3 separate regions of the Mus musculus genome follow, and regions 1 and 2 are each linked to region 3. A link is a loop called in an ENCODE intact Hi-C map of the cell type or tissue named here. Cell type or tissue: left cerebral cortex. All regions are shown on one strand.

Region 1 (2,500 bases), 140 kb after region 3:
GCTTCTCTGTTGTCCTCAGGGTTCTGTGTTCCTCACCCAGGGCAGCGGAGCAAGCATGAGCTATGATAGGTGTACCCTTAGGAAAGTGTTACCTATGGGTTTTGTATAGAAAGAGACATAAAAGTCAAGCAAATGAGCAAGGAGATGGGTCTGGCAAGTGGGACCTTGTACTGGAAACAGATCTTAGCAGAACTTTCAACTGTCAATAATCTGTTTAAAATGAGAGGAATAAAGTCTCTCTCTGTGTCTCTGTCTTTTTTTATGTGTCCCTGTTTTTCTGTCTCTGACTGTGTGTCTCTGCCTCAGTGCCTCTCTTTCTCTCTTTGTCTCTGTGTCTCTTTGTTTGCCTCTCTGTCTACGTCACTCTCTGTCATTTTGTCTCCCTCTGTCTCTCTGTCTCTCTGTCTCTGTCTCTCTCTCTCTCTCTCTCTCTCTCTGTGTGTGTGTGTGTGTGTGTTATATCATCCCATATACTTAGAGAATGTTTTCTTATTTGAAAACTATTCTTTTCCTAGTTTTCAACATTAAATGTCTTTTTTTATGAAATAATGTTCCTTATAGAAACACTCTATATAAATTAGGGCTCATAAATACTAGGGATATTTTATGTCTTCAACAGACACAAGAAAATGTACAAATATGTTTTCATCTACGTACTTGTTTTAAATTAATTAGTTTACATATTTGTTTATTTCTATTTATTGAGACAGCTTTTGCATTTAGCTCCAGCTGACCTCAAGCTCCCTGTAGAGCCCAGGCCAACCTCAAATTCACAATCCTCCTGCCTCCTGAGTGATAGGATTATAGTTATGTGTCAATATGCCCAGCTTTAAAAATATTATTTCTTCACTATAAAAGCTTCAAATTGCAGTGGTGTCCAAATATGAATACCTATATTCTTTGGGAGAATGAAGGCAGGCATGAGGGCCACTAGAATAAGCCACTGGATATATCTGTGAAGGTTAGAAACAGAGAGGATGGTCCCCAGAGGGCTAGTGGTGACTGGAGGGATGGCAGAGGCTGGTGAGTCATGACTCAGGCTCTGCTGCAGCATCTCCATGTTTCTTTCTTGCCCAATAGGAAGTCTGAGCACGTGCCCTAAGCACACACAGAGCAAGGTTAAAGATGTGCAGTTCCTCCCACCTCACAGAAATCCACAGTGATGCCCACACTGAGGTAGCCACAGGAGACTGATTCATCCATACTACCTTCTACCCAGTACTCTCCTCTCCCCTCCCCTGCATATTGGCCCCTAGGCAAATCTGTAGGAGTTCTGAAGCTCAGGAGTCCCTGGGTATCAAAGGCTCCCAGCTACAGTCTACCTAGACAGGAAAGAAGCCAGCCAGAGTACAGGGAGTTGCCAAGACCAGAGCAGAAGGCTTCTTGCATTTTAAGCAGCATATGCAAATTCAATTAGCATAGGTTTCACTTCCCCAGTGTGGCTCAGCCACCTTCCCAATAATTCCTAAGCCAAACTGACCCAGTTTGAAATGAAAATCAGGTTTAATTTTAGAGGGATCTGTTTATCCTTGTCTTGGGCTCTGTGTATTTTTTCCCCGTTTGGCTTGATAAACATCCAAGTGCATTATTCCCAGACAAGCAGAGTACTGCTGACAGCCATGTGATAGATGACCCTGTAGGAGAGTAAAACTGCCTAGCACTGAGGGAACTGATCAGGCCCTCTTGCACCCAAGGAGGCTTCTACACCAAGTCATTTTCCTCTGCTTTCTGCCAACCTGGAGATTTTCTTCTGGGGTCCCTTGTAATGGAAAAATACCACAGTTTACGGTGATTTTAAGCTTGGTTACACTGGGGTTTTGCAAAAATCTGGTGGTATTCTTTGTAAACCCGGAACATCTCATAAAAACCCAGCTCAGGGCCAGTAAAATGGCGCCATTAATTACAGCAGCTGTCACCAAGCATGAGAGTCCCCATTAAATCCCCAGGCCCCACTGAGGTAGGAGGCTGTGATACCTGCAAGGCGTCCTAGGACCTCCTCACACAATTGATTAATTACTTAAGTGTAAAAAAACCCAAACATAACAAAAACAATAAACAGCCCATATGAATTGCTCCTTGAATCTATATCCAAAAATACTTCTGACCAGAGAAGAGGTACAGTACATTTTGTTTTGACTGTATGGATTGGAAATTCCATGCAAAATTGTATTGGTCACTTTTGTTTTCCTCTGCAAACTATGAGTTCCCATGAGGCCCCAGCTACCTCTGCTTTCTGCCCCATTGGCATGTTCACAGCCCAGTATGATGTTAGGTCCTCAAGGATGAGTGAGAGCAACTTCTAGACCTGGGGCTATTGGCTGGGGACAATTTTGACATGCCAGTTTTCGATTCCATGAAGTACAGAAATAAAAGAAGCTAACGTCCAAGATGCTGTGAAATATAAGCACAGCACAGAGTAGGGGACAGCCCTTTCCTCACCCTCTCAGCAAAGATTTAGACAACCCTACTTCTAAGCCAATCAGCACTGTTAAGGCTCAAA
Region 2 (2,500 bases), 180 kb before region 3:
AGCTGATAAAACATGGTTCTTGGGAAAGACAAGGGTGAATTCCAAGTACATGTGTTCATTCTTTGCAGCCTGTGGTAGCTCTATTCTACCATAACTTAACTGCCCTCACTCAGAGCCCAGGGCAGGACACATGTTTGTTTGAGGTATTGAAATACAGAAGCACCTGCTAGTATAGCACTCTATTGCTCCACTGTGGTGCTTAGGACTGCTTGGAGTTCTGAGTATTTTTCCACTAGTAGATGTGGTAAGAAAAACTCCTTCCTAAGGTGACTCAGCTGCTCTGGTCTCCTGCCAAACTCATGTTCAAGAGGGAGAAGAGGGAGGCTCCAGAGGGTGTGGGTTGTGTGTGGGTGATGGTGAGCCTGCAGAAGTGGGGTTCTCTGCTTTGGGCTTCCACTTTTACCAACCAGCCACACCATGACACCCGCATCCCTGCAGCAAGTGTGACTGACAAGCAGGGCACAGAGAAGGGAAGTGTCACCAGGGACATCCTGAACCTGGGCTCTTCACCATGGCTAAAAGCCCCAGAGTCAGCATCTCAGACTGCTAGCTCCAGAAAGGAGATCTTTACAGTCTTCCTTTGCCTTGCTTTCTCCTGATAGAGAGCAAAAGGCTCATGACAATAGCCAGTTAGCACTGCTAGGCAAAGAAACACTGTTCTGGCAAGGAAAAGGCAGAACATGATCTTTGATAAGTCATTTGTCCTGTACATAGCTCCCTTGTATGTAAAACAGAGTTGGAGCCAGGAGTCAGGTTGAATTTTGTATGCAAAACATAGAACATATAGATGTCAGATGTCAACTTAAGTGACTGTCTTCACTTTCCAGCTTGTTTGAGATAGAATCTCTTATTGTCCAGGGCTTCATGTTTCCTGGTAGCTGGTTTGCACACTTCTGGAATTCTCTCTTTACCTCCTCCTATCTCACTGTAGGATCATTGTAGTTGCAGATATATGTGGCTGTACCTGCTGTGCATGGGTTCTGGCAGTTCAAACTCAGATACTTATGCTTGTCCTGCCAGTACTTATCCACTGATACATGGCATCATTCCAGAATGCTTTTTGTCCTACCAAAGAAAGAGCAGTATGTTACCTGCCTAAGAACATTTGCGTGTTGACCTTGACATGTATGTTACCACGGTATCTTAAATCCCTGGAGTTTGTAACTGCTGTCAGAAACAGTGCATCTCTCAGGTTAAGACCACCTGCCCAGGAGCCATGGGGAATGTATAATCTTCCTGGCTGTGACTTCCCACTGTTCCTGTCATCTCCAGAACTCTGAGCCACACTCTTTCTACATCCAAAGTAAAGAATAATTATTACCAGAAATGGGAACAATGTTTCTGTATTTATAAATCCAAAAGAGGCAGACACATCTGCTCATATTTACACCAGTTCTGTTTCGGCTGCAAAATTACATATGCTATTTTGATGAAACTTTATCTTAATTTCATTACCAGCCCAAGTAATCATGTGATAATTGCCTGATATCCAAGTAACCAGGAAAAAGTGAGATTTAGCCTTTTTGTTTTGTTTCTTATTTTAGGCTCACGATTGCAATGAGATATTGTGATCTTTACCCTTCTAAATTGAAGTCAAAATAGCACATTTTCAAGTTATTTCAGTGTTTGTGTTAGGAGCAAATGATGGTTGAGTTTTCCTTAAAGAAGTGGTCATTGTTGGTCATGGAGAATTGACAAGGCCAGGCAGAACTGAGGCTAGGGGTGTAGCTCAGAGCTAAGATATTTGCATGACAAGCCTGTGGTCTTGGGTTCCAGTCTAGGCAACACACACACACACACACACACACACACACACTAAATAAATAAATAAATAAAAGTAGAAAAGAAATAAGGTGCATTTGAGATGAGATACTCCATAGAAAAGTAGCTCTGGATCTGCATCTATACTAGAGAGTGAGTTAGCAGCCACATGCCCCTCTAACTAGCTAACTGCTCTACGTTAGGCAAAAGAGCACACAGATCGTCTGAGTTCTATTCCCTCATGCAATGGTAACCAGTAACTCTCAGCCCTCAGCAATCATCAATCATACCTAGAGGAGCAGAGCTTCACCTGGGCTGCTCCTGCTCTGTTGAAGAGTGCATTTGGTAAGTTTGGAATGGCCTGGGAATATGTATTGGTTGGAACTTTTCCAGTAAACACCTGTTGCTTGTTTGGAGATTGCTTTTCATCTTATGTATGCTAGACAATGACAGTACCCTCTGTACTCGAATAGTCCCATGGAAAAATACATGTGAACATTCAGGTAACCCACAGTATACCACTCATATTATACCACTTTTTCAGTGTTCAGATTCTCAGGGTTATTCTCTGGAAGAATGGTCTCTAGATCCCTCTCAGATAATTAGTACTGTCTTGACAATATATCCACATAAGAGCTTCCCGTCAGTTACTCTAACACCTACACAGGCTCAGCTACCTTCAAGTTAAGCACCTAGGTTAGAGACTCAGAGATAACCAGCAACTCGTACTAACCATAAT
Region 3 (2,500 bases):
GAAGGTGTAATGTTGAAGTTACTTTGGATACCCTAAGATGCTAGAGATATCAGAGCTGTGGGATACCTGTTGAGGAAAGCTGCTAACAGGGAGTGGAAACAGTCCAAAAATAAAACGTTTGTTGCAGTCAACAAAGATGAAAGGAGTTGAAGATATGAAGATATCAGATATGAGATATCAGATATGGAGATGCAAAATTTGGAGTTTGCCCAGCTGCTTTTCCGTCTTGTTTGGTCCAGAATTTACTTACTAGGAAGTTTTGAATGATAGTGTATAGCCTATGATAATGGAAGCATGCTATCTGATTTCTGATTTTGATTTTTAGAGGATTACAGTTAAATGATTGGAAGACTCTTAGAAAAGACTTTGAACATTGTATTTTTAACATTATTGAGACTGCTATAGATTGTGGGACTTTTGAATTTGATCCAAATATATTTTTGCATTATGCTATAGCTAGCTATGTCCCACTATATGTTTGAACAATCCTATGGGAGCCAGGTGGTAGTTTGAATATGCTTGGCCCAGGGTGTGGCACTATTAAGAGGTATGGCCTTGTTGGAGTAGTTGTGGCCTTGTTGGAAGAAGTGTGTCACTGTGGGGTGGGCTTTGAGACCCTCCTCCTAGCTGCCCATGAGCTAGTTTCTTCTGTTTGCCTTAAGAACAAAATACAGAACTCTCAGCTCCTCTCTCACCATGCCTGCCTAGCTGGACACTGCCATGCTTCCTGCCATGATGATAATGATCTGAATCACAGAACTTGTAAGTCAGTCCCATTTCAGGGTTTTCCTTTGTATAAGTTGTCTTGGTCATGATATCTCTTCACAGCAGTAAAACCCTAACTAAGACACTATCTAAACTGTAGATTTCTATCTTTAATAAAAGGTGGATATTGCATTTCTACATTAAGGACTATTTGGAATAAATAACAATCCCCCAAAATCTGCAAAAGTATAAAACCAAGCAAAATCTTATTACATCATTTCATGAAGTGTAAATAGATATACAGACAGAATTCACATCACTGTCTTCACTGTGTAATAATTAAATGTACAAACTGTTACAGGGAACATATTTGATCAATTAATGATCTCTGTCTGGTCTTAGCACACTTTCCTCAAATTAGTTCCTTCTCCCTAAACAACCTCTTTATATGCTAAGCGCAGTCTCTCTGTATGGTCAAATGCATTATAATCCAGCTTTCTTTGTCCTCTTCACTCACCCATAGGGGAGCTCTACAAAGCTCTGTACTTTTCTTCCTGTGTCCTGTCATTACATCTCTCTGAGTCACCACTTCAACCTACAATATCCATTCCCCATGTTCCCTCTTGAAAGTTTCATTCTCTTATTTGATAATATAGTTCACTATATCCCAATTTGCTTTATTCATGAGAACCTTTTTCCATTTACAAACCTAGATTTGTTGACATTATGTTCGAAATAAACGTGCCGCACTTCTTTGTGTCTCCCAAAGGAGAATATACTCTTGTGAGAATCTTCTGAATGTTCCATGTCCAGAAGCACTTAGAGCAGTTCATTAACAAAAAAAAAAAAAAACAACCAAAAACCAAAAACCAAAAAACAAAAAAAAAACCAAAACAACAACAACAACAACAAAAAGCTTACTAACAGCTGTTGATCCACTGACTGGATTACCATAGTTTTCTGCTCCAGACAAACTGGTAAACATGTTTTATTTCCTCAGAAGAGTTTAATAGAACTGGTAGACTGTCAAAGTTTTCACACTGTTCAATTTTAAAATGTTAAATGAATTTTAAAAAGTGGGCCATTAAAAAATAAAGGCCATAAAAGCTTTATCTTTTATGTATGATAAAAACCAAATACTAGCAGTGAATATATTACTTAATTCAAAAAATGAAGAGAAATTTTTGGAGTGAAGTACAGATACATTTTGCTTTGAGTTCATTCACATATTTAATCAGGTTTACCAGAAAGCTTATAGTAAAACTCGTGGTAGATTGTAAAACACAGAACAACAGTTGTTATTTAAAATTTAAAGTCATGCTACTCATTTATAAAAAGCAGCTGATAAGGGAATTAGAAAATATGCGAGCATACAAGCTGAAGACTAGGTCTTTAACTGGTTTTCTGATGCATCTAAATTCTCTGGTTAGGTTCAGCACGCTGGCCAGCTCCCCCGTGCCTTCTGGTCCCTGTTGGCTTAAGAAAGGAAGGATTCCAGAATAAAGGCATCATCTGTATTAATAATGACATCATTTATATTAATAATGACAATTCCACAACTCAAAGTAAAGACAGTGTAACAGAGACAGTAAATTCGAAATTGCTGCTGCCGAGTTTGGGGGGTGTCTGATTTGGTGTGTGTGGTTCCTGTTCCTTCCCTCAGATCTTCATGGAGGAAGGAAGGGCTGAACAGCCAGAAACCTGGCAAGGTTCAGCAGAAAATACACGGACTTCTAGAGACTGAAAAAAGCTTCACTGACTTGGAGTTGGGGACGTTTGATTTCTACTTAAATAG

What was found. Peaks named below come from ENCODE experiments on the same cell type or tissue, not always from the same donor. Only the 100,000 strongest peaks of a DNase experiment are listed, where the experiment ranks them.
Region 1: a loop joins it to region 3, with 2.4 times the contacts of the local background. A loop is called at or near these places in 2 of 42 quality-filtered maps.
Region 2: a loop joins it to region 3, with 6 times the contacts of the local background. A loop is called at or near these places in 2 of 42 quality-filtered maps.

Annotation. Positions count from the first base shown.
Region 1 is chr14:12,680,138-12,682,637 of GRCm38, reverse strand. The region is part of intron 3 of Cadps (Ca2+-dependent secretion activator); the gene reads left to right. Among named protein-coding and RNA genes, the nearest start is that of Cadps, 140 kb to the left of the region's middle. In left cerebral cortex, a CTCF peak has its summit at 980; a DNase peak (open chromatin) is centred at 1,297; H3K27ac peaks cover 957 bases.
Region 2 is chr14:12,999,160-13,001,659 of GRCm38, reverse strand. No RefSeq gene overlaps it. Among named protein-coding and RNA genes, the nearest start is that of Cadps, 180 kb to the right of the region's middle. In left cerebral cortex, no CTCF peak of the experiment used is centred here; DNase peaks (open chromatin) are centred at 314 and 987; H3K27ac peaks cover 1,250 bases.
Region 3 is chr14:12,823,643-12,826,142 of GRCm38, reverse strand. No RefSeq gene overlaps it. Among named protein-coding and RNA genes, the nearest start is that of Cadps, 1.8 kb to the right of the region's middle. In left cerebral cortex, a CTCF peak has its summit at 1,198; a DNase peak (open chromatin) is centred at 2,380; H3K4me3 peaks cover 105 bases; H3K27ac peaks cover 238 bases.